Regions from separate parts of the Homo sapiens genome. Here all the other regions are linked to region 1. Evidence: chromatin loops called from intact Hi-C (ENCODE). Cell type or tissue: heart right ventricle. All regions are shown on one strand. Region 1 holds the start of DDR2 (discoidin domain receptor tyrosine kinase 2). Region 2 overlaps DDR2 (discoidin domain receptor tyrosine kinase 2). Region 3 overlaps DDR2 (discoidin domain receptor tyrosine kinase 2). Region 4 overlaps DDR2 (discoidin domain receptor tyrosine kinase 2). Region 5 overlaps DDR2 (discoidin domain receptor tyrosine kinase 2).

Evidence for each region. Peaks named below come from ENCODE experiments on the same cell type or tissue, not always from the same donor. Only the 100,000 strongest peaks of a DNase experiment are listed, where the experiment ranks them.
Region 2: it touches region 1 in a loop (2.5-fold over the local background); 22 of 110 quality-filtered maps call a loop at or near these places.
Region 3: it touches region 1 in a loop (2.6-fold over the local background); 31 of 110 quality-filtered maps call a loop at or near these places.
Region 4: it touches region 1 in a loop (2.1-fold over the local background); 3 of 110 quality-filtered maps call a loop at or near these places.
Region 5: it touches region 1 in a loop (2.6-fold over the local background); 10 of 110 quality-filtered maps call a loop at or near these places.

The regions. Positions count from the first base shown.
Region 1 is chr1:162,630,343-162,635,342 of GRCh38, forward strand. It overlaps DDR2 (discoidin domain receptor tyrosine kinase 2), which reads left to right and starts at 2,122. Exons shown (of 18, transcript NM_006182.4): 1 at 2,122-2,289. RefSeq lists enhancers at 400-579, 870-969. In heart right ventricle, a CTCF peak has its summit at 3,049 (motif pointing right); DNase peaks (open chromatin) are centred at 1,299, 1,749, 2,099, 2,961 and 2 weaker places; H3K4me3 peaks cover 4,022 bases; H3K27ac peaks cover 4,422 bases.
Region 2 is chr1:162,690,379-162,695,378 of GRCh38, forward strand. All of the region lies in intron 2 of DDR2 (discoidin domain receptor tyrosine kinase 2), which reads left to right. Among named protein-coding and RNA genes, the nearest start is that of DDR2, 60 kb to the left of the region's middle. In heart right ventricle, no CTCF peak of the experiment used is centred here; no DNase peak of the experiment used is centred here; H3K27ac peaks cover 3,332 bases.
Region 3 is chr1:162,680,234-162,685,233 of GRCh38, forward strand. The region is part of intron 2 of DDR2 (discoidin domain receptor tyrosine kinase 2); the gene reads left to right. Among named protein-coding and RNA genes, the nearest start is that of DDR2, 50 kb to the left of the region's middle. In heart right ventricle, no CTCF peak of the experiment used is centred here; no DNase peak of the experiment used is centred here; H3K27ac peaks cover 2,195 bases.
Region 4 is chr1:162,754,483-162,759,482 of GRCh38, forward strand. It overlaps DDR2 (discoidin domain receptor tyrosine kinase 2), which reads left to right. Exons shown (of 18, transcript NM_006182.4): 5 at 142-373; 6 at 674-821; 7 at 1,182-1,287. Among named protein-coding and RNA genes, the nearest start is that of HSD17B7, 34 kb to the right of the region's middle. In heart right ventricle, a CTCF peak has its summit at 2,235; no DNase peak of the experiment used is centred here.
Region 5 is chr1:162,739,997-162,744,996 of GRCh38, forward strand. The region is part of intron 3 of DDR2 (discoidin domain receptor tyrosine kinase 2); the gene reads left to right. Among named protein-coding and RNA genes, the nearest start is that of HSD17B7, 48 kb to the right of the region's middle. In heart right ventricle, no CTCF peak of the experiment used is centred here; no DNase peak of the experiment used is centred here.

The DNA of each region.
Region 1 (5,000 bases):
ACTTTTATCCCTTGGTCCTTTCTGTGTTCAGTGAGTTCTTCCCCAGAAGTGTCCTGGTCTATATACAAATAGACTCTTGACTGCCTAGTCCGCCTCAGACAAACCCAGGTGTGTCTGGGTTTTGCAGTCTACATCACTGGCTCAGTCCTGGCTCAATTAAGACTACAACTTGAGTTCTAATTATACATACACAGAGAAAAAACAATCTCACCTATGGAGTAGAACCACCTTAAAATGAAAAAGGAAAACACATACCTATATGTACAGGCCCTGTCCTTTATCAGGCTCAGTCTGGTTTTATGAAGTTGTTACTGTTTTCCACATTTGACCTATAGTATCACCAAATCTGTGAAATCACAGATTGTATTTTTGGTACATTCTTTATAGTAATGCCAAAGAGGTGAACTACTACAGGCATGGACATTTGAGGAGGATTTCTAGTTGTCTCTGGCAAGCACCCAGTAAAGTGCCTGATAAGAGCCCAACACATATTTATTGAGTTGAGCTGCATGTCTGGCCTGAGTCACCCTCAGGCCTGACTTCAGATGCTGTAAGTTATTTGAAGAGTCTTCTTAATAAGTTGATCTCTGCAGTGTCTTTTCTCTTCATAAACTAACCCTAGTTCTAGTTTTTTCTCTAAGGTCTTGCTTGCTGCCTTTAATCATTTCCATGGCTGCCCTCTGAACCATTCCCATGTTCTCCGTGTCCTTTTCTGTAACAGCTGTGAGGCACAGATGTTAACGGCTGCTTTCTGACCCTCAGACTGGTGCTGAGCTTATGAGACTTTTAGGGACTTAACACTGACTCAACACTAGCTCTCAGTTTCATGGCCACCCTCATTGTGTGTGTGTGTGTGTGTGTGTGTGTGTGTGTGTGTGTGTGTGCGCTTTTCCATTCCCCTTATGAAACATCTCCTGCCCCTAACTTACTATGGGAACGTTCCTCCATGATCTCTTTCCATCCTCCCTTTCCTGTTTGCTCACTTCTTTTCTTGCTCATCTTGGAGACTGTGCAATCCCAGATTAACTACAAACAGAGAAGAGCTGGTGATAGCTCCAGAGCTCAGAGAAAGGAGGTCTCTTTACAAGAAGTCTGGCTCTCAAAGGTAAGCTCGGTCTTCTTGACCTGCCTTTTGCCATCTACCTCTCTCTTTGGATCTCCTGCCCCTGGGTCCCTGCTTGCCCTGCATTCTCCATACTCACGGAGAATCAGGACCTCCAGAACAGCCCAGCGTGGGCTTGGTCAGGAATGATCCAGGCTCTGAAGGGTTAAGGCTGGAGCCTGGATGGATGGAGAGGGTTATTAGTTATCGTTTGGAGAGTGGAGTGAAGGCTCCTCCCCTGTTGCCTACCCGCCCCTTTCACATGATCTCTGACTATAGCTGTGGAAGCGGGGAGAAGATAAAGGAGGGAAAAAAAAGTTCACAAAATAATTTAGAAAGTCCTTATAAATGCTTGTGTTTTCATTTAGCAGCATGAATCCAGGACAGCAACAGACCCTCAGAGGCAGCAGCCAACTGGGAATTGAGTGGAAAAAAATAGGAATCCTGGATTCTGGCAGTTTCCAGTTGTTTTCTTGGTGGGGGGAGCCGTGGTGGGAAGGGATTAAATCAAATCTTTCGGGGGAGAGCTCAGCTCTAGGCTTTCATGGTCAAAATACTAAAGGTCAGCTCCGCGTGTGTGCCCCAACTGTCCTGGAAGCTTCAATTGGAAAACTCCAAACTTTAAGTTTTGCTTATAGCTTCAGCTCAAGTAAGAAAAATGAGGTGTGGGGTAGGCGGCGGGGGGGTGGGGATCACAGGAAGGGGATCAAGTCTTAGATGGAGGGGAAGGAAGTGGAGATGGATATGGGTGGGAATAAGGCAGAAGGGAGCGGTGTCTTTAAGTCTGTCCTATGGTTATACATATTTTTTCTTCTATGAATGGGTTTTGCTGTAAATTATAGCTTTGCCCATAGTCCCTTGGGTCAAAAGAAATAGTCTCCAAACAGAAAACAGCTCTGATTGGTGACTTTCCTTCTTCCCTCCCCAACCCCCTTCCTAATTGAAACCAAATGTGCAATATATTGGATGCTGGGATCCCTGGCGCTTTCCCAGGAATCCTCAGAATGTGAGGTTTCTCTCAAAGGCATCTTGCATCAGCCTGTGGATGTATGCCTACCACCGGGCTCCTTCACCAGCAAAGTGGAAAAAGAAGCGTTTCACAACAAATTCTTCTTTTTGGGTTGGGGAAACGCAGTGGATTATAGCTCTGTTTTCTTCTTTCCAAAACTGTGCACCCCTGGATGAAAGTAAGTTATGTGGGTCTTTTTTCTTTATTATTTTTTCTTTTTTGAAAATGAAAGCTCCGCATATACTTCTTTTGGTGTTTCAGGAAAAGTTTTAAAAAGGAAACAGAAGGGCGTTTTAAGTCAGACAAGGAAGGGAACGTAATGAGGCACCACAGACTCGAGAAATCAGATCCCATGTTTTTGGGGGTCTGGATTTATGCTATGAAGGGAAGAATAAAGAGCAGTAATAACCAAAGAAGCCTGAAGCAAAATAAATGAATCTATAGCAGCTGCAAGATACAATAAACAGTGTTAGCAGAGTTGAAATTGTTGGCAGGCAAGACAGGCCGATTGCAGAGTTAGTTTCAGGATGAAGAAGGCAGAGCAGGAGAGCTAAGTTTTTAGACATTTAGTAGTGGTGTTAGAAGGTCCTGAGTTTTGGAGATAGTGTAGACCAAGCACTTTTTGTTTTTCAGGGGAGTTGCTGATTTACTTGTGAGAAGGGTAACTTTGGATGAGGGGTGGCTTCCCCCTGAGATTTGGGGTGGCTAGGGGGAGGCTGGGTGCATGGAAGATTTTTCAGTTGTGACAGTGAAATACAGCTTCCCAGACTCATCTCCTCGCTGGCTCTGGGTGCCTTTCCCTTTGTTATGGAATGACTGGGGCTGTTTTCATTTGGGACCTCTGAGTCCTGGCCTAGGTTCAAGAGTCCCATCCAAAGGGAAAGAGAACTGTTCCCAGTGGCTGAAACTCTCAGACCAGCCATTTGAGGCAAGAGTTCGTACTGTTCAAGCCAGTAGGGGGTTCAGCACCATTTTGCCGATCATTGGCTTCCTACAACACAGAGTTAAGAGTCCTGAAAAGGGCCTTAGGCCTCTCATCTAACCCCTTCGCTCCACAGATGTAAAAAATGATAGGAAGGGGACCGACCTGTTCAAGTCCCACAGCACATCTGTAGTGGAGCTGAAAATGAAATTGAGATTCTCTCTACTGCTAGTCCAGTGTTCTTTCCACTCCATACCTCTGCTTTCATTTCCTTTTTAAGGCTTATTCTGGCTGAGACAATAGAGGCAGTATGATGAGCAAGTCACCACAAGGACGTTAATTATCAGTAATAGAGAGGACGCCAATGGCGGCTCATCAGCTAATGATGTCTATGGTTATATTTGTGTGTGTGTGTAAAATAAAAAGAAGCTAAATTCTGAGTATTTTCTATGCAGCAGGCTCAAAATAATACATAATTCATGCTCAGAGCTCTTCATACATAATTTGATTGACTCTCACAGCTATGTAAGGCATTATTTCTATCGTACATGTAAGGACATTAACGCTTAGAGAAGCGAAATGAGTTGCTCAAGGAAAGGTAGCTAATACATTTGAAACTCATGTATATCTGACTCTAAAACCTATGCTTGGAATCACTATTCAATGATACTCCCCTCATCTCCCTTGCATTTGGTTACTTTTGGGGTCAAATTCCATATTTCACTGGCTGATCAGGAGGTGAAGGTGTCAGGCTATGGGAGCAGTATGGATTCTCTCTCAGAGGCCACTTCTGCACTTGGCTGAACATTTGTCTGGATATCAGATGTGGGGTTGATTTCTGGGTCTTTGGTATATACTTACCTTTGTTATGCAAAGAGCCTGGGACTTAGAGTCAGAAGATTCAGGATAAGTTCTGGCTCTACCTTTTACTACTTAGCAAAGTTGCTTTGCCTTTCTGCACCTTGACTTCTGTATTTATTATATGGGAACAATTGCAGTACCTTTCAGTGTGATTGCTGCAAGAGGTATTGGACATGCATGCATGCTGAAGGCTATCAAGGGCTTACCCATATCAGCTCTTTCGATTAGGATCGGTAAACACAGAACGTCATATGAGGCAGCCCCTGTGGTGCTGGGTCTGGCAGTTGGTGCTGATGCTGGCAGGAGGGCAGATGGATTTGGATGTGTGTGAAACTCTGAAATGGGTGGCCTCAGTCTTAGTGCCCATCTCCTTTGAATGGAAGCAGGCCTTCCTCCCTCCCGGGGGAATATTCCTGAGGGCTCTGTCTTAAATTCTGTCTCTTAAATTCTCCTCCACTGGCCTGGTTTGATATGATTCCTTGCCCAAAGCAGTGCAGGCTGAAGGACACTGTGCTTGGTGAAGCATCCCCTGTCTCTGAAAAGGAAGTGTTTAGTCAGGACCAGTCCCCTGATTGCTCCTCAGACAAGACTGACATTTGAGGAGCTTCGTATCTAGCTGAGGGCAGATCCTTGACCCAGGACCTTCTTGTCACTGGCAGGCACATCTCCCTTCATCCTTTCCCTGGCATTCCCTATTCTGTGCCTGCAGTCAGAAGGGAGGCTGCTGCTCCTGGGGTGGGGGTGGAGAGCCAGCCTGCAGTGGGGAGGCCTCAGCCTCTGTTTCTGGGTAAGATCCATTTGCTTTAGAAACCTTAAATGTAAGGGAAGTGGGTAAGGTGTTTCCGGAATGCCTTTCACTTAGATTCCTCAACAGAGTCTCCATGTCCAAGCACAGGACCTTATCACCTGCTTATTCTCCCCTAGCCACTCTGTGAACTCGCACTTTTCTTTCCTTCTTGTATAATTGCTCCCCAGTCTTGAAGTCATCTGAATTCTCTATCACACACAGTGAATTTACTTCAAACCTTTCCATGTATTTGCATTTTTAATAGACACATGAAAAAATTGGAGCGGCCACCCCCCATACATTCATGTCACACCATTTT
Region 2 (5,000 bases), 60 kb after region 1:
AGCTCTGCCAAAATGTCAACATGTGTGACACTGGCCAAGTCATATCTCCTCTTGGGTTCTCATTCATTTATTTACTGATTCATTCAGCAGCTCTTTCCAGCATACCTACCATGTGCTAGGCATTGTTAGTACTAGATACATAACGGGTGATAAGATAGATTTCCTCGATGCTTCTGTAGAGTTTACAGATGGATTTTCAGTTTCCTCATCTGTAAAAGATGAGAATTAAAATATATGAATGTTTCTCATCCTTTACAAAACCCACACATCTTTTTATAAACATAAAAAGTTATGCCTTCCCTAATGTTATTTGAAATTTCTGAGTAAATAACCATGACTAAAAATAAATTAAAGCAATTATAATAGTGAGTAATTTTTGTTTGAATCACACAAGCCCTCATGCCTGTTCCTGAGGAGATTCTCCTGCGCTGGCCCTCTGAGCCCTGGGCATTCTTTCGGTTAAGAATCATGGGAATAGTATTCTTGCTCTAAAAACGGACCTACAGTTATATTTTTTAATTGCTTTGAAATGCTGGAGTTGTGTCTATTTAATTTGTATTCATTCTTTCACCAAGTTTTGGCTCTTGGGTTTGTATGGCAGATAAAACTTTACTCATTCCTTTTACTGAAAACCTCTTTCCCCCCCAGGGTATAGTCGTGAGTCACGAGCTCTCTCACCAACTGACATTTCCCCATCCTGTTTTTGGAGGGAACAACAAAGGACATGCCTGGTGCCTGACACAGCGGGCCCACAGGCTGCTCCTTTAGTGGCCTTGTGAGTTCGATGAGCTTTTGGCTCTAGGAAGTGCCTGGGCTGCTATTACTCTGTGAATCTCATGAGATTCACAGACCTCTTAGGAGCACCAGCCAGGTTGTAAAGATCTCTTGAGGACTGGGCTCTGGAAGGACTGGCCACTCCAACACCCTGCCTTGCCCTTAATTGTGCATTGCCTGGTGTTCTTTAATTGCCTCACAAATGCCCTTGAAAACTCTCAGGGATGGCCTCACTGTGCATGACAAAGGAATGCAACCTACTGTCTGGTTGTACTGAAGGAGCAGAGAGCAGGATTCTCATAATGATTGTTCAAAGAATTTATTTATGTGGAGTCCTAAAAGGAGTGATAGGTGTGAAAAAATGCAATTTAATTCAACAAACATTGATGCAAACGCTGTGCTTGGTGACAGCAATATAGAGATGAATAAGACCAGTGTCTAGTGACGTGCTGGCAAGTACAACTGGCTCTGTGGGGAGGCGGTACCCTGATTTGTACCTTTTGCTGATTTCCATTGAGTAAATACTCTTGCCATGTTTGATTTCAAGCTACCAACATGGTGTCAATTGGCTCACAGAAGCCCTGAAAATTTAATAATCAGCTCTTATGAGCCTGTACAAACTGAACTTGCATTCTGCTACCAATATCTACTTTTGAAGTTGTCAGTTTAGATTGGAAGATACATAAATTGCCATGCAGTCTGATAAAGACAGAAATAGAAGTATGTAGAAGGTAGAAAGGTATCACAAGGGACACTGGTTCAATTCTGCGGTGGGCATATCCACATGGTAGGCTGCAAACAAAGACAGGCAAGGCCTGTAGGTGGGTGGAGACAGAGACCTTCAGAGCATCCTCAGTGCCTTCAGGTCATGGGGAAATGCCTTGGCCTGCCTTAAGGTCCCGTGCAGTCTAGCCTCACCTTACCTGGCTGAACATTCTCCCACATTTACTGACACAAACCTTCTGCTCTAGTGAGTCCAGCCCAGTGTTTTCAGTCTTGAGAGCACATCCCTGCCTTGGCTGACACCCACCTCCTCCCACCACCGTTTAGAAAGTGCCTTCCCTCCACCTCCACTTCCCTGCTCTACTCATCCTTCTTTATGAATGCTTCCTACAACAGCTCCAAGCCACAGAAAGCACTGACAGAAAGGGAAAGATTGATCACGTGAATTCCATTAAAGTGAAGAATTTATGTTTATCAAAAGTCACTGTTAAGAAAGGAAAAGGCAAACAATGGAGTCAGAGGAACTGTTTGGAACACTTATGACCAATCGAGGATTTGTATTCAGGACATGTAAGGACCTCTCACAAATCAATAAGAAAAAGACAAGAAAAGGGAAAAGAGACCAGAACAGGAACTTCACAAGAATGGATATCCAAATGACATGAAAAGAAGCTTGCCTTCACTCCACCTTTACCTCAGTCACTAGGGAAATGTGATGCCACTACATACCCACTAAAGTGGCTGAAACCAAATAGACTTGTATTACCAAGCATTGTTGAAGACTTGAAAGAGTGGGAAATAATGTATACTGCTGGTAAGAATCAGACATGGTATAACCTATTTGAAAAACAGTTTGGCAATATTTATTAAAATGGAACATTTGCATACTCTATGACCCAGCATATAATCTGACCATACTCTATGACCCAGCATATGATATGACCTAGCTATAATCCAATGAAAATGTATATCCATATGTTTACCTAAAAGTATGTACTGGAATGTTGATACAGCATCATTAGTTATGGCTCCAAATTGGAAATACCCAGACATTCATCAATAGTAAAAAATAAATTATAGGCTATTTGTGAAGTGGAATCTTTTTAAACTATGAAAAAGCATGACATACTGCTCCATAGAACTACATGGATGAACCTCACAAACCTAATTTTGAGCGAAAGGGGCCAAACAAAAAAGAAAACAAATGGAGTTATTATATTTATATAAAGTTCAAAAACAGACAAAACTATATGAGGTTAGACATCAGTTTACCTGATACCTTTGGGGAAGAGCAAGAGGTTAGTGACTGGGAGGGCTGTGTTGGGGGCTTCTGAGTTGCTGAGGTTGTTATATTTCTGGCCCTGAGTGGTGATAACACAGGTATGTTCACTTTGTCATTGAGCTTTACGTGTGCAATTTGTGTACTTTTCTGTATATCTTACATTTTTATTAGCTAAAAAGCAAAGGAGCTTCTGCATGAAAGTATTAGAACTAGTGCTGGAAAGTGAGGGAGTGTTTCTGAACCGCCTTTGTGTTTTTCTTTTGACGTTTTCTATCTTTATGAGTTTATTCATCAAACAAAGACATTTTGAGAGTGACAATGTGCCGGGAACTATTTTAGGTACTGAGAGTGAAACAAAATAGAAACAACTGCTGCTTTCATGGAGCTTACATTCTCAAGGGGACAGCAAGGTCCTTGAACAGACAAATGTATAACAAGTCAGGGGATAAGAAATACTCTGAAGTGGTATTAGGGGATAAGAGGATAAAGAATAATGGAGCTGGGCTGAGGGTTTGGGCACTGACTAGGTGTTGTTTTATATGGGGTGGTCGAAGAGGACCTCTGACCAGGCAGCCTTGGAGCCAGAGCCTGGATGAAGTGAGTAAGGGAGGCTGACAGGTATGTGAAGAACATTCCAGGCAGAGAGGGCAGTAAGCGCAAAGGCCCTGCATTGGGATCCTTGGCCTCCGAAGCAGGAAACTCAGCATCATTCTTGGCTTCTCTCTCTCTTCTTCACCTTCATATTTGAATCAAATCATGATCCATTTGATTTCATAGCTAAATCTCTCATAGTTTGCAACCTCTGCCTCCCAGGCTCAAGCGCTTCTTCTGCCTCAGCCTCTCGAGTAGCTGGGATTACAGGAACATGCCAGCACACCCAGCTAATTTTTGTATTTTTAGTAGAGATGGGGTTTCACCATGTTGGCCAGGGTGGTCTCAAACTCCTGGTTTGTCTCCATCCCCTCCATTGTTGCCTATTTGGGTAATAGTTTCTTAACTCTGCCTTCCCGTTTCCATTTTTTTCTCTTCTGATTTTAAGTCACTGACTGGATATGCCACTCCTCTGCCTAAAAGCCCTCCAGTGGCTCTGCTTTGCTCTCAGAGTAAATGCCCTACAAGGTTTTGGTTTTCCTCACTGGTCTCATATCTTTCTGCTTTGCCGTACACTCCGTGCTTGAGCCACACCAAGGCGATTCCATGTTTCCCACATTCCCTCTGAGGAAAGGCCCTTTAGTCTCTGGGTCTTTCTTTATGAGGGTGCATCTACCTGTGGAGTTCTTTCCCCCACCTCCTCATTTTATGTTTTGCACATCCCTTAGATCTCAGCTTAGATGTTGTTTAGTCTGGGAAGCTGTTCCTGTCCCTTAAACCTTGGCCAAGTCCCTGTGTTCTCCTATCGTTGCCCCGTCATATCATTTTGTCATTGATTTTTCTTTTTTCCAGCCTCCCATGAAACTCTAAGACACATGTGGGAAGTAACTATGTTACTTATTCATAGTGCTTAGCAAAGTTTCTGATGTTTAGAAATTTCTCAATAAATATTAAAAAAAGAATGCATGTTGAGCTACATTTCTGTGATATGTCAAAAATCTAGAAGTATTTTTATTAGTAACTGATAGAAATATCTTTCAGTCAAAACATTATTCATCAACTCACAAAAAAGCAGACTAGCTTTGTGTTTGAGTTTTGTTTTTGTTTTTCCTGGTAATTTTGTGTTCCATAATTTCTCAGACACAGAAACATTATCTTTCAAATTTTAATACCACTTTATTTGACTCAATCACATGTAAAATTTTTGTTCAGAGAATTTTGAATGTATCCGTGAAAAATATTCAAATGTCGAAATCCAAATGTCTTGCTTTGGCTGTGGAGCAATATCATTACTGTGACTTAGTTCTAGAATTTAGACTTAATTGCTAAAAAAAAAATTTTGAATTCAACTTTATTAATTTTGTCAAGTTTTTGATGTGCTAGGTGGACATTCTTTCCAATTTATTACAGTCCCTTCATATAGACACAAAAGCTTTTAACACGATGGGAAAGCTGGTGAGACAAGTCAGAAAATAAAGCAGCTCTTTTTTCTTTTTTTGTTGAGACAGAGACTAGTTCTGTTGCCCAGGCTAGAGTGCAGTGGTGCGATCTTGGCTCACTGTAGCCTCCACCTCCCAGGTTCAAGCAATTCTTGTGTCTCAGGCACCGAAGTAGCTGGGATTACAGGCAG
Region 3 (5,000 bases), 50 kb after region 1:
AGGTTATCTTCCAAAGTTTCTATGGTTTTAGGTTTTACATTTAAGTCTTTAATCCATCTTGAGTTGATTTTCGTATGTGGTATATAAGATAGGGGTCCAGTTTCAATCTTCTGCATATGGCTAGCCAGCTATCTCAATATCATTTATTGAATGGAGAGTCCTTTTCCTAGTGCTTGGTTTTGTTGATTTTGTTGAAGATCAGATGGTTGTAAGTATGCAGCATTATTTCTGGGCTCTCTATTCAATTACATTGGTCTATATGTCTGTTTCTGTATCAGCACCATGCTGTTTTGGTTACTACAGCCCTGCAGTATACTTTGAAGTTAAGTCGAGTAACATGATACCTCCTGGTTTGTTCAGCTCATTTCTTTCTTGTTGAAGACTTCAGTTCAATGGCCTTAGTCATCTTTGGAATGGCATTTAGGATTCAGTTCAATGACCTTAGTCATCTTTAGAATGGCATTTAGGAAAATGGACTCCTTTACCAAAAAGGTGAAAAAGAAAATAATATAACCCAACCTTAAAGACTATTTTTTTAAGGGGAGAGGGAGAGGACTTTATTCATAATCCTATCAGCTGAACACATTCCAGTCTTCTTCTATAAAAACACAATTTTTTATAAAGTTGAAATTATGGAGCTAAGACATTTCTAAGAAGACTTAATTTCAGTTAGGGACTTGCTGATTATCTTTGGGTAAGTCAGTCTGGCTTCTTTTCTGGGAGGAGTGTTGTGTCCATAGAGACGTGAACATCGACGTCTGCTTGTTTTTGTGAGGAAGCATGGTAGAATGAAGAGAACGCTGTCTGGAGCCAAAAGATCCAGATTGAAACCAGACTTTAAGCCTGGGCTCTGCTTCCCCTTTTGCTGGATGACCTTGAGACAGTGTCTTAACCTTCCTGGATCTGTTTTTTAGCTTTTATAAAATAGATCACTGGCATATCAGCTTGTTAACGTGCACTGTACTCAGCCTTGACACACGGGAGAAAGGTTTTCAGGGACAGGGTGAAGATTTCATCTATATGACCTTTGACTGCAGTTTGGTTGGTTGGGTTACACAATCTACAATTGTAGATTGATTGAGAGTCTTTTGAAATATGTTTTTCTTTATGCTAGTTACCCAGGTCCTCTCCTCTCTGGTGACAGTGGTAATTTACCAGGGCATTGTGTCCTCTTTTCATTAATTAGGCCACTCAGGCCTACCCGAATCCCAAGAGACCATTTATGGATGATGAAGGTGGTAAGATAGGGTTGTAGTATGTTGGACCTGCTGTCACAAACTACCATATGCAGGGTGACTTATAATTAAGAGAAATTTATTTTTCACAATTCTGGAGGCTGGGAAATCCTAGATCAAAGTGCCAGCAGATTTGGTGTCTGGTTAGGCCTGCTTGCTGGTTCAGAGATAACTGTTTTCTTGCTGTGTTGTCACATGGCAGAAGGGGGAAGAGAACTCTCTGGGGTCCTTAGTATAAGGGTACTAGTCTTATCCACAAGAGCTCTGTCCTCATGATCTAATCACCCCACAAAGGCTTCAACTCCAAATGCCATGACTTTGGGGGTCAGATTTAAACATAGGAATTTTAAGGGGACACAAACATTCAGTTTATAGCAGAGAGTGTATGTTCACAGCACAGGAAGGTTCACAGCAGAAGGGAGCCATTAATTGTGTATAGACTTTCATGTCTCTGCTCTGATTCATTGTATAATCTGCTTCATTCAAAGGAAGAAGGTAAATTTTGGGTCCCTCTTGGAACATTTAGGTGACTCCCACCAAATACAGGATAGCTTTGAGTTATAACCTCATGAAGTCCCTGGTCATGTCTGTGTGTTTGCTTTGGACCAGACCCAAGGGCCTGTCCTGTGTCCTGCCCGGGCTCCTCCCACCTCTTTCCTGGAGAAACCCACAGTGAGAGTGGAGGGTGGGGGTCCATGTTTATCTTGGTGGGCCTCACTGGAGCTGGACACTGCTGCTCTGTTTGCCCAGGCTTAAGTATGCATCTCCTTTTTTAACTGGCCAGGGACTTTCCCCCAGTCACTTGGCCTGCCATTGATTTGGGACTTTTCTGCCTAAAACTTCTAGGATGATAAGGAGAGCACTATTACCCACTGCCTGCCCAAACCTAGTAGCAACAGCAGCTAGTCATGACCAGCATTCATGGCTGCAAGTACTGTCAGGCCAGGGGCCTGACCAGTGAACTGGAACTTTACTTCTCTCCCAAGTGGGATTAGAGTTCACTGAGTAGGTGGCCCTATTAAAATATGTATAGCCTGTGCTAAAGTTAATTCTAGGGGTGAGAATGAGGCAGCTCTGCTTGCTGGCTAGCCCAGGCTGGCAAAGAATAATGGGTGCAAGCAAGAATACCAGAGCCAGATTGGGTTCAAATTCCAATTCTATTGCTTCCTAGGTATACTGACTTAGGCAAGTACTTCTATTTCTCTGTGTCTCAGTTTCTTCACTTGTGAAATTTTCATATTTTAAGGATTTTGAAGATATCATTTTGAGGCTTAAAACAATGTATTTACTTATGTTTAACACATGTAATTACTGATGTTTAACTTTTTTGGACTTATAAAAATGACAATGTTTAGCAGAGTGCTTTAAAAACATGACCCAACTATGTGCTTTCTATAAGAAGCCCCTTTGAATATAATGATATAGCCATGTTCAAAGAAAAAGGATGAAGAAAGCTATATTATATAAACATTAATTGAATGAAAGCAGGAGTAGCTATATTAATACATGTGAAAATCCTCTACAAGATATTAGCAAATTGAATACAACCATGTACAAAAAGAATTACACATCATATCAAATTAGATTTATTCTAAGTATGCAAGACTGGTTCAATATTTTAAAATCATGTGATTATATTAATTGATGCAGAAAATTATTTGACAAAATTCAATATTCATTCATGACTTAAAAAAAACTCTCGGCAAGTTAGGAATAGAATAATTACCTCAATTAAAAAGTTTACAGCTAACATCATACTTTGTGAAGAAGGACTTAATGTTTTCTCCCTAAGACAGGGATCAAGGCAAGAATATCTGCTCCTGCCACTCCTATTCAACATAGCACTGGAAATTCTAGCCATTATAGAAAAGAAATTAAAGGCATACAGATTGGAAAGGAGGAAATAAAACTATATTTGAAGATGACATGATTGCCTACAGAAAAAAATACCAACACATTTACAAAAAACTCTCCTAGAACTAATAAATTCTCCTAGAACTAATAAGAGACCACAGGATACAGGCTCAACAAGCTCACCGGATACAAAAATCAATTGTACGTCTACATACCTATAATGAACATGCTGACACCAGAATAAGAAATATAGTGCTAATTTTAATCACTCAAAAATAATAAGTGTAAGTACATTTAAATATATTATATTTGTAATGTATATTATGTAAGTTTAAATATAATAAAACATACATAGGACTTGTATGTTGAAGGCTACAAAGACTGATGAAAGAAATAAAAAGATCTAAATAAACAGAGAGACATACTATGTTCATGGAAGTACTTGACATAGTAAAGACACAATATACTAAAGATGGCAATTCTCCCCAAATCAATATATACATTTAATATAATTCCTACCCAAATCTCAGCAACGTTGTTTTTTTTAAAATAGATAGAAAGAGGATTATTCTAAAATTTTGACTAAAGGCTGAGGAACCATAATAGCTAGAACAATTTTTAAAACAAACTAAGTGGGAGGAATCAGTCTACCCTATTTGAAGACTTATTATATAGCTGTAGTAATCAAGGCTGTGTGGTATTGACAGAAGTACAGACATAGATCAAAGGAATGCAATAAAGAATTCAGAAATAGACCCACACAAATACACCTCTGTGTTGCCTTATTTTTCAGAAAAGCTCTAGACTCAGAGTCAGGAAGCCCAGGTTTAGGTCCTTGGCCTTGCACAAGTGAGTTCTTCCAGTTATAAAACTTTGATTTTCTGGGTCTAAATCACTTAAACTTTTCTATCTCAGTTTTCTTTTCTGTTTAAGGGAACATCCTTCCTTCTTCCTTCCAAGCCTCTATTTGACAAGGATGATAAAATATCTTTCTTTTTTAAGCATAAGGAATTCTACAAACCAAAAGAATTATTACATTGGTTGATGTGAATAACACATCTCAACACCATGAGGCCCTGACTCCGCAAACCTGAAGTCAAATGCCAAGAACTTTCATGAAATTTATTAATTTATTTTTTCTTCCCAACTAACACCACTAATTCTTTATTTGGACTCCTTAAGGAGCATGAAGAATGGGACTCATTCTTGCAGAACTGTTTTTAGAGTTTGCTACTGCTCAAAGCTCAGAGTTTGGCCATGTGAACTTCTGAGAAGTCTGTGAATAAGAGATTTTACAGCAATTTAACAGTGGTTCAAAGATAGATGCTCTGTCTCCCAGTAGAATACTTGTGCTTGTGTGGGCAGAAAATTCTTAAAATGATTCAAACCAACCACCCAAAGAGGATTATATGTAAATTCATATTGTGTGGGTCCTGGGAGCTTTGAAAACCACATACACAGAGCACAGAAACACACAAACACACCCACCAACACACACACACACACACACACACACACACACACACACACACATACATGAATAGCACCCTTAGCACCATTGCTACCTTATGTGATTCCTACCATGAAAATCTGCACTTTAAAAAGCAGGAAAATTTGAAATCTACAGATGTGGATAACACTCAAACTTGAATTGGGACACAAGAACTTTTCCCTCTCGGGCTAGTGAGATAGTACGGCCTAGTGGCTACAAGGGTGAATTCTGGAGATAAATTTTCTGGGTTTAAATCACAATTTTACCTTTCATTAACTGTGATTTGGGGCATGTTTTTTAACTATTGGGTGCCTTGGTTTGCTCTTCAGTATGATTGGAATAATTATATACAAAATATACAATATCTATCTCACAGTATTGCTGTGAGGATTTGAAGAAATCATTTATACTAAGCTTTT
Region 4 (5,000 bases), 120 kb after region 1:
AAACTGTGGCAAGAACCCAAAATGTTTATAAGGACAGCCTGCTCTCTCCCCTCAGTACAGGGCAGCTGCTTGCCTGTGAACCAGTAAACAGCTCTGTGGTTTCATGGTTGCTCCCTCTCTCCCCAACCCTCACCTCTCAAGGCTGGACTCAGAAGAAGGGGATGGAGCCTGGTGCCCTGAGATTCCAGTGGAACCTGATGACCTGAAGGAGTTTCTGCAGATTGACTTGCACACCCTCCATTTTATCACTCTGGTGGGGACCCAGGGGCGCCATGCAGGAGGTCATGGCATCGAGTTTGCCCCCATGTACAAGATCAATTACAGTCGGGATGGCACTCGCTGGATCTCTTGGCGGAACCGTCATGGGAAACAGGTAGGAAGAAGAGACATCCAGATCCTGGATGTCCAAGACCATATTTTGACTTAGGCTAGGAGAAGAAGGGTACAGGTTTTCTGTGTGGATATGTGTGTCCACAGACCAGGCATGCCCTTGTAAATGTGTGACCCAGGGTGAGGGAGGCAGGGAAGGAATATCAAGGCTGTGGGGAAAGCAGAGTAGATGCATTCTGCTCCTCGAATTAAGAAGAGAGAGTCCATCAAAAACGTGGTGGGGTGAAGAAAAGTGAGCATGATTTAATACCACCTCTTCACTCATTCTCTTCTCTCTCCTCAGGTGCTGGATGGAAATAGTAACCCCTATGACATTTTCCTAAAGGACTTGGAGCCGCCCATTGTAGCCAGATTTGTCCGGTTCATTCCAGTCACCGACCACTCCATGAATGTGTGTATGAGAGTGGAGCTTTACGGCTGTGTCTGGCTAGGTAGGTCACTAGCCCAGGAAGCCTATAGACTTTATTAAAAACTCCAACTTCTGGGAAATGAAGGCAATCAAATCAGAAAGGGATGGGATCAGTTACTCCTGGAATGGTGATGCCCTCTTGGGAAGAATAGAGACAGAAGCATTGCTCATTAACCCAGGGCTTAGGGCCCCACACTGAGTCATGCATTCAGAGTCATTACGTTGACTGCCATGGAGGGGCACTCCTCCAAAGTCTTCCCTCGGTGTCCAGATGGAGTCCTGCTGGACACGCTGTGCAAGCTTATACCCTTGAAACTCACATAGTTCCCTGAGGTAATGGGCCTGAGCAGTAGGCACTCACTTGGCTGTGTTTCCTTTGCAGATGGCTTGGTGTCTTACAATGCTCCAGCTGGGCAGCAGTTTGTACTCCCTGGAGGTTCCATCATTTATCTGAATGATTCTGTCTATGATGGAGCTGTTGGATACAGGTAAATCCTGGGAAACTTTATTAGAATGGGAAATTGGCCACTAAGAAAGAATAATATTTTATCATGTCTTGGGATCAATAATCAATCAACCAATCAGTATTTATTTAGTTCTTGTACAAGGCATTTGGAAATAATTTAGATGAAGGAATACACATGACCTTTATTTCCAGGGAACTTAAAGCCCGGTTTGGGAAGACAAGTTAATTACCCAGAAAACAATCAATTACACAAAGTAATGGCTAAAGTTTGTGATATGGCTCTAAGTATAATAGCCATATTTTTGACCCTCAAAACAGGACATGTAGTCTGACACAAATATTGACCTACTTATGGAAACAAAGGGCCAGAGAATTGAAGTAATAAGTATAATACTCTGGGCAAGTCAAGAAGTCAGAAAGAATAGACCTTATACATATAAATGCTTTGAAATTTGTAAAAAGGGGACTAGTAAGACTTACAATAGACAAGGAAAGTTCTAGGTTAAGATGAGAATTGTAGCAGAGGAAGGTAGGTAGAAGGTAGCAGAAGAAAGGAAGCAGGGCTGAAGGCAAGACTGACCTGGCTATAGTAGAAGCTGGAGTTGAGAAGAACAGAATGGAACAATGGATAAGCCTGAAGTGGATCAAAGGAGTGCCATGGCAAAGAAGTGTGACCAGATATAGTAGGAACTTAGGGTTGGGTACAGGATGCTCCCACCTATACTGTTTCACTTCAAGCCTTTAAGCCTTGCCATTCTTCTAGCCCACACTAACACTTTTCTCTCTAAGCTTGGTCTGCATCTGCAAAGTGAGCCTGGGAGAGAATTCAGTCCATCGTGAAGACCAGACCAGATGATGGAGGTTGACAGGGCTCGAGAGAAGGAGATACTAGTGAGTCTCAGGAAGGGAGTGTGGAATTACAGCCTTCTACTGGCTTAGGTGTGGAGAATGAACTATTGCCCTCTAGCTGCCATCCCCTGGGTGAAGACCTGATTCATCCACTCTTCTACTCCTAGTCACTTCCTTTCCATCTTCTTAATCACTGTTCTTTCCTTTTTGCTTAAACGGTCTTGGCATAATTTCGCTCAGTCACACCCCAACAGGCATGTATTCAAGGCACAGAGGAAATCAGAGATCAACCGAATTCAGTTTAATTTAATAAGCCTTTGTTAATCAACTGTTACTATATACAAGGAATTTGGCCAGGCATGTTAGGTATTCAAAGGTAATGGAGTCATTGATCCTACCTTTAAAGTGCTCACAATTTGGAGTAGGGGCTAAAACAGAATATAAGTTACTATGATTCAAGTATATGAGCAAGAGATAGCCTATGACTGCTCTGGGGTTCAAAGGAAAAAGTAAACTATAGTAGGAAAGCACAAAAATGGGGATGAAAACATCTGGATTTCATATAATAAAAGTTACTTCTGTTTGCTACAAGGCTTAAGGGATTAAAATGTGTGTGAAAAGCATTTCGTAAGATAAATTGCTATGCACATATAAGTTGTTATCTGATTATCATTTTTCTGACTGAAGGACCAGTAAAGATATGGTAGAACAGATGAAATCTGAACTGGGTCCCAAAGAATGGGTAGTACTTTCACAGGTGCAGAATCTTGAAATGGAATTTTAGGCAGAGGGAATAATAGCATGAGGAAAAAAGAATCATGGTTATAAAGTTTAGGGGACTGTCTGGGAGAAATCAACAGTTTATTTAACCACGGGCCATATTTATGTGGCAAAGTAGTGCAGGAGAAGCAAAACAAAGCAGATTATGCCATATTTTGAAGGAACCTGAAGTCAAAGCCAAAAGGAGCAAGAAGTGGAGGAGGAGGAAGAGGAGAAATTGCTGTTCTTATTCTTCATAAACATTATCATTAATGTAATGAGTCATTGAAGATTTTTAAAGCTGAGGAAGGACATGATTGGAGCTGTGCTTTAGACAGATTAATCAAGCAGCATGCAAAGGTTAGATTGGAATGGAATGAGGAGGCTATGAGGAACATTTTAAAACTCTTAGTTCTGCCAAGTAAAAAGAATTAATGACCAAGGCCATAACCGTGACTGTGGGGAATGAGGAAAAGATATTCATTTAGGATGTTTGAAATCTGATTGGATGTATGAGGCAAAACAGTAGGGTGAGAAAAAGGGTCAGATGAAGTTTGACAGTCTAAGTGACTGAAACAATGGGGATGACATTTATTTATTCGACAAATATATTTTGAGTGCTTACCTTGCGCCAAGCATTTTCCATTACTATGAAGAGAAGTATAATTTATGGAAAAGGGAAACCAAGGAGAAAGACTTAGTTCAGTAGGGGATGATGATGGATTTAGTTTGGAGTGTAGGTCTGTGAGACTGAGAAGACATTCAGTAGAGAAATAAGGAAGGTAGCCGGAATTATGGCTCTTAACTCCAGGGGAAAGATAAAAAAAATTACAAAAATGTAGACATCATTGGCTTTCATTTAATAATTGAAGTAATGAAATATCTGGTGGAGGTGGCTGAGTGAAGAGATCCTCTCAGCCACTGAGAGATGACATCAGAGTCTCAGGAAATAGTCATATTAGCAAAAGTTACTTTTTAAATTTAAAACAATTTCAAGAATAATATATGCTTACTGGTGATTTTAATAACTCTAAAGTATATAAATATTGAACATTTATTTTCTTATCCCTTCTTCACTTGATTTAATTTTGACCAAGGGGGAACTGAACAGGCATTCCTTTTAATTTCTGTTGCTTTTCATAAAACTTTCCTGGGATTTATTTTTCTGAGGATAATGGGAAATATATTTATTGCAAGTAAACTTACGTTCTCCTAGCTTTCTGATCTGTAGAGAGAAGAAAAAGATGGCAAAACCTTGGAAGGGAGATCCAGGCTCTGGTCACTGTGGATAAGGCCAGTCAAATTTTATAATTTACCAAACATTTTCAATGATTAAATATATTTTAAAAGGCTGGCATAATCACCCTTAGTATTTTTTTATTTTTTGCGATTCACAAATTTTACATATTATTGATCTAGCTCTAAACCTCAAGGGTCACACCAATTATTGCTTGAGGGTGAGTATCCCAATCTCGTCATTTGGGAAATTTGTGTCATATCTGCCAGAGCTTGAGATGCAGAGCTTGAGGAAAGAGAAGTTCCACATGATGGTTTTTGCTCTGTCCCTCCATAAAAAGAAGGAAGGAGCCTCTTCGTGTTCTCTAAGTAGTCAAATAAGCATACATGCAGTTATATTCCATCCAGCAGTCAGGCTTCTGGAAAACTCAGCCTTTAAAACAGAGCCTCTTACTCAGAAGTCAAAAAAGCCTGCTAAGCTAGAACACAAAACTAAATCCAATACCTGGGATTCTCATGAAATCCTTGCATCTTACTTCCTGGGTCTAGTATCCTACAAATTTAATTAGAATTAAATAGAAATTATTATTTAAATTTAGAGCTTGTATTTTCCCCCTTAGTTTAATATCAAACTGGGTTGTTGGATATGTGGAATAGAAGAGAGTGTGACTGGATTCTCTGAAATTGATTCACTGAACAATGACAATATGTAGTTAAAGGAGAGTCAGCACCAAGCTCTGGAAACATTTATATGATAGTGGGGCAAGTGCTACTATGTATGGTAGCATTCATTCTATGCATTTATCCATTTCCTCATTTACTCTATGAATTAGTTCATCAAATGCATTTGATAATATTAAGTCATTATGTGAAGACATATTCAGTATATAA
Region 5 (5,000 bases), 110 kb after region 1:
TGGAGGGAGTCTGTATTTTACTCAATGTTATCTTTATTCCTTATTTACATCTATCTCTAAAGTTTACCTCTTTTTTTAAATAAATATTTTTAAATACCTATTTTCTCCCCAATATGCACTGAGAAATAAAAATGAATAAGATACAGTGGCTTTATTCCCCTCAAAATTTTGCCACCTGCAGGGGAGATAGGACTCACACGTGGTACATTACAAAGCAGTATGTATCTAATAGTATAAGAAAGATATTTAAAATGTGAGAAATCAGAGAAAGGAGGCATTCATTGTAATTGGCCCTATCCTCCCCTCAAAATGCTTGCTTTTGTTGAGTACAAGTTCATTACATTGGAAAAGGAGAATGCTAGCATAATAACTTTAACTAGTTTTTTCACTTTGGGTAAACTGCCTCCTTGCTGTACCTCAAACCACCTCCACAACAAGCATGCTTTTTCCTCAAGTTTACCTTTGCATTTGCTGTTCCCCTTGCATAAACCATCATCCCTGCAAGAGTCACCTGGTTGCTGTCTTCCTTCACTCAGGTCTCTGCTCCGAGTCACCTTATCTAAGAAGCCTACCTTGATTTCTTTATATAAAAGAATGCCTATTCCTTTTGCATACTTTTTCTTCACAGCACTTGCCATCTTCTCTCACATTATATATTTATTTGCTTTATTGGCTGTTTCCCCACATGAGAATGTAAACTCAGTGACAAAAGGCACTTTGTTTTGTTTACCACTGTATTCCCGCAAGGCCAATGAATTGCTTAACGAATTATTTAATAAATATAGGAATTAAAATAAACCATGGGTTTGGAAAGCAATAAGCAAATGGGGTTGGAGATAGGACTGGACTCTGAACACAGCGTTGGTTTCAGAAGAGAGAGAAGACACTAGAGAACAGCTCTCTGACTAAGCTACATGCCTCTGTGGCAGCCTGGAATCTTGGGACACACGGCTTGCACCAGGCCACTCTTTTGGTTAAAGCAAAGGTTAAAGTCTGGTGTATTGGGACAAACTTTGGATAGAGATACAGAATGTGATCTACGTCAATCCCTACTACTTAATAGCTGTGGGCCTTCTGCCAGTTTCCTCATACAGGATGAGTATCCCTTATCTAAAATGCTTGGGACCAGAAGTGTTTCAGATTTCAGAATTCTTGGACTTTGGAATATAATATAATATAATATAATATAACATAACATAATACAATACAATACAATATAATATAATATAATATAATATAATATAATATAGTATAATGTAATGTAATGTAATATAATATAATATAATATAATATAATATAATATAATATAATATAATATAATATAAATTTACCCAGGTGAGCATCCCAAATCCACAAATCCAAAATCCGAAATGCTCTAATGAGCATTTCCTTTGAACGTCATGCTGGTGTTCAAAAAGCATCAGATTTTGGATTTTAGATTTTTGGATTTGAGATACTCAACCTGTATATATTTTGAGAGTAATAGTGTGTACTCTGCCAACTACATAGGGTTATTGCAAGGGTAAAGCAAAGATAAGCCATGGGACAGCACTTTGCAAACTGTTAAGAATTCTATTATCAGGGTCAAGATGGCAATCAGGGACACTATGACATGGACTACAGTCAAAAGATCCAGGAATGCCTGCCTTGGACAGCTAGATCTTCTCCCCAGGAGGTGCCTGAGGGAGACATACACACAGGTGACAGTCACAAAGGGTAAGTGAAGTTCTACATTATTAGTAGCTGGGCTTGGGTCCTAAATGCCAATGTGAGCGTTCTGATAAACTGACCTGGGCATGTAGCCCAGGTTAAAGGCCTCCAGAAGCCTCTCTTTATTCATTAAGTCACTGGTGACAAGGACTAAAACACTTAGCACACTCAGCGACATGTAAGATCAGTGTTGAGGAGGGATTAGAGCAGGCCCCTGAGAGGGCCATTTTCTTTGTGTGATTTTCAAAAAGTACATTGATCTCATCCATTGGAAATTTTGGCCCCATTAGCATCCTGTGTTAGTGTTTCCTCATCCTTACTCTTCCCTTCAATTTCACTTCTCAGAAAGTGGAATTTGAGAATTTGTTGCTTCATCCCCAAACAGTTCAGATTTGCCCTTAAGATTCAAGCATAATGATTACCTGTGGCACACATTACCTCTACTGGAGAAATTATACTTTTGATAAGAATAGGCAAAGTGATATTACATTCATATGTTCATCTCTTGATTCAAAACTGACTTGGAAATCATAGTGGATGGTGTGTTAGGCTGTTCTTGCATTGTTATAAATACATACCCAAGACTGGTCAATTTATAAGAAAAGAGGCTTAATTAGCTCATAATTCTGCAGGCTGCACAAGCATGGCATTGGAATCTGTTTGGCTTCTGAGGAGGCCTCAGGGAGCTTATAATCATCGTGGACGGTGAAGTGGGAGCAGGCATGTCACATGGCGAAAGCAGGAGCCAGACAGAGAGAGTGGGGTGGCGGGGAAGGGACTGCACACTCTTAAATGACCAGATCCCCTGTGAACTTAGAGCGAGAGCTCACTTATCACCAAGGGCATGGCCCAAGCCATTCATGAGAGATCTTCCCCCATGATCCAAACACCCTACCTCCTCTCCCACCCACCAGCCCCCACCTCCAGCATTGGGGATTACTTTTCAGTATGAGATTTGGGTGGGCACAAATATCCAAACTATATCTGATGGTGTATTAATCCATTTTCATGCTGCTGATAAAGACATACCCAAGACTGGGAAGAAAAAGGGGTTTAATTGGATTTACAGTTCCACATAGCCGGGGAGGCCTCAGAATCATGGCACGAGGCGAAAGGCACTTCTTACATGGCAGCAGCAAGAGAAAATGAAGAAGAAGCAAAAGCAGAAACCCCTGATAAACCCATCAGATCTCGTGAGACTTATTCACTATTACAAGGATAGCACGGGAAAGACGGGCAGGCCCCCATAATTCAGTTACCTCCCCCTAGGTCCCTCCCACAACATGTGGGAACTCTGGGAGATACAATTCAAGTTGAGACTTGGTGGGGACACAGCCAAACCATATCAGATGGTGAACATAGAAGTGTTCCTGTGGGTATATGGCCATGTTTCTTGCCAAAACTTCCTGCATATGATTCTGGTTAATTGCAGTTTCTGGAAGTATCAGCTAATCCTTGGCCTAAAGCTATCTTTCCCTTTTTTAGGGTGAGATAAGACTCCAGGAGTTCTCCTTGGTATGATACAAGCAGAAGGGCCCTCTTGCCTTCAGTTCTTCATGGTTGTAGTGGATATCCTCCTTCTTCAAGCCCATGATGTTCCTTAGGGAAGGTAGTTCTGCTGTTTCTGTGCCAAGCCTGGGCATTATGCTCACGTGAAACCTTTTTCCCTTGATTTTTGCTACTTCTCCAGGGCACTTCCTGGGAATGGGGCTTGGTACCTATTAGGACTATAAATTTGCCTCTCTCTGACCCCTCCAAGCTGAGAGAAGTCTCGCCTTTCTCCCTGCCACCTCTACTCCACCCTGCAGTCCCTTTCTGAGGGCAGGCTTTCTAGGAAGTTCTTTGTCTTCATGTAGTTTCTTTTTTCTTCCCTGTAAACATAAATGTCCCCTAGGGTGAATGAACATAAAGGCCTGGCCACAGGCTTTGAAAAAGGAAGTGATAATACACAAAAATCTTCAAAATTATCTTTCTCCAGAGATTATTTCAAAAACAGTTTTATTGAAGTACAATAGACATACAATAGACTGCACACATTAAAAATGCACAAGTTGGCCAGTTTTGACTTACATATAAACCTGTGAAATCATCACCATAATCAAGATAATGACCACATCCATCACTACCAAAAGTTGCTTGTGTCCCTTTATGATTCCTCTGGCCGCTCCTCCTTCCCCCAGGAAACAACTGATCTCTTTCTGTCACTATAGATTAACTTGTTTTTGTTTTCTAAAGTTACATATAAATGGAAGCATACAGTATGTGCTTTTTTGGTCTGACTTTTTTTATTAAGCATAATTGTTTTGAAATTTATCCATGTTGTTGTAGCATGCATCAATAGTTCATTTTATTGCTGAATAGCAAGGCATGATCTAGGGTAGGACAAGTGAAGTGCCTAGGGTTAAAATGCAGTCAGTTCCTTATGATGATAATCATAATGATGATGACTGTAAAAACATTTAATGAGACCTGCTCTCTGAACAAGTTTTTAAGTGTAATATACCGTATCGTTAAGTATAGGCACAATGTTGTACAGTGGATCTCTAGAACGTATTAATCTTGTATAACCGAACTTTATATCCCTCGAATATGAATTCCTCATTTCCCTTTCCTCCCAATTCCTGGCAACCATCATTCTACTTTGTTTCTATGATTTAGGCCATTTTTGATATGTAACGTATGTGGAATCAGGCAATATTTACCCTTCTATGGCTGGGTTATTTCACTTAGAATTATTTCTACCGGGTTCAACCATTTAGTCAAAAATGTTAGGATTTCTTTCTTTCTTCTTTTTTGTTCTTTTCATTATTATTTTTTATTATCATTATACTTTAAGTTCTGGGGTACATGTGCATAATGTGCAGGTTTGTTACATAGGTATACACGTGCCATGGTGGTTTGCTGCACCCATCAAACCATCATCTACATTAGGTATTTCTCCTAATGCTGTCCCTCCCCTAGCCCCCCACCCAATTTCTTTCTTTTTTAAAGCTGAATAAGATTCCATTGTAGGTGTATCCCACATTTTCTGTATCTACTTATCTGCTGATAGTCATTTGTGTTGTTTCCATGTCTTGGCTTTTGTGAATGGTGCTGCAATGAACATGGAAGGGCAGATATCTCTTCAAGATGCTGATTTAGATCCTCTTGGGTATATACCAGAAGTGGGACTGCTGGAGCATATGGTAGTCCTATTTTTAATTTTTTGAGGAGCCTCCATACTGACTGCATCATTTTACATTCCCACTAACAGTTTATAAGGGTTCCAGTTTCTCTACATCCTTGCCAAC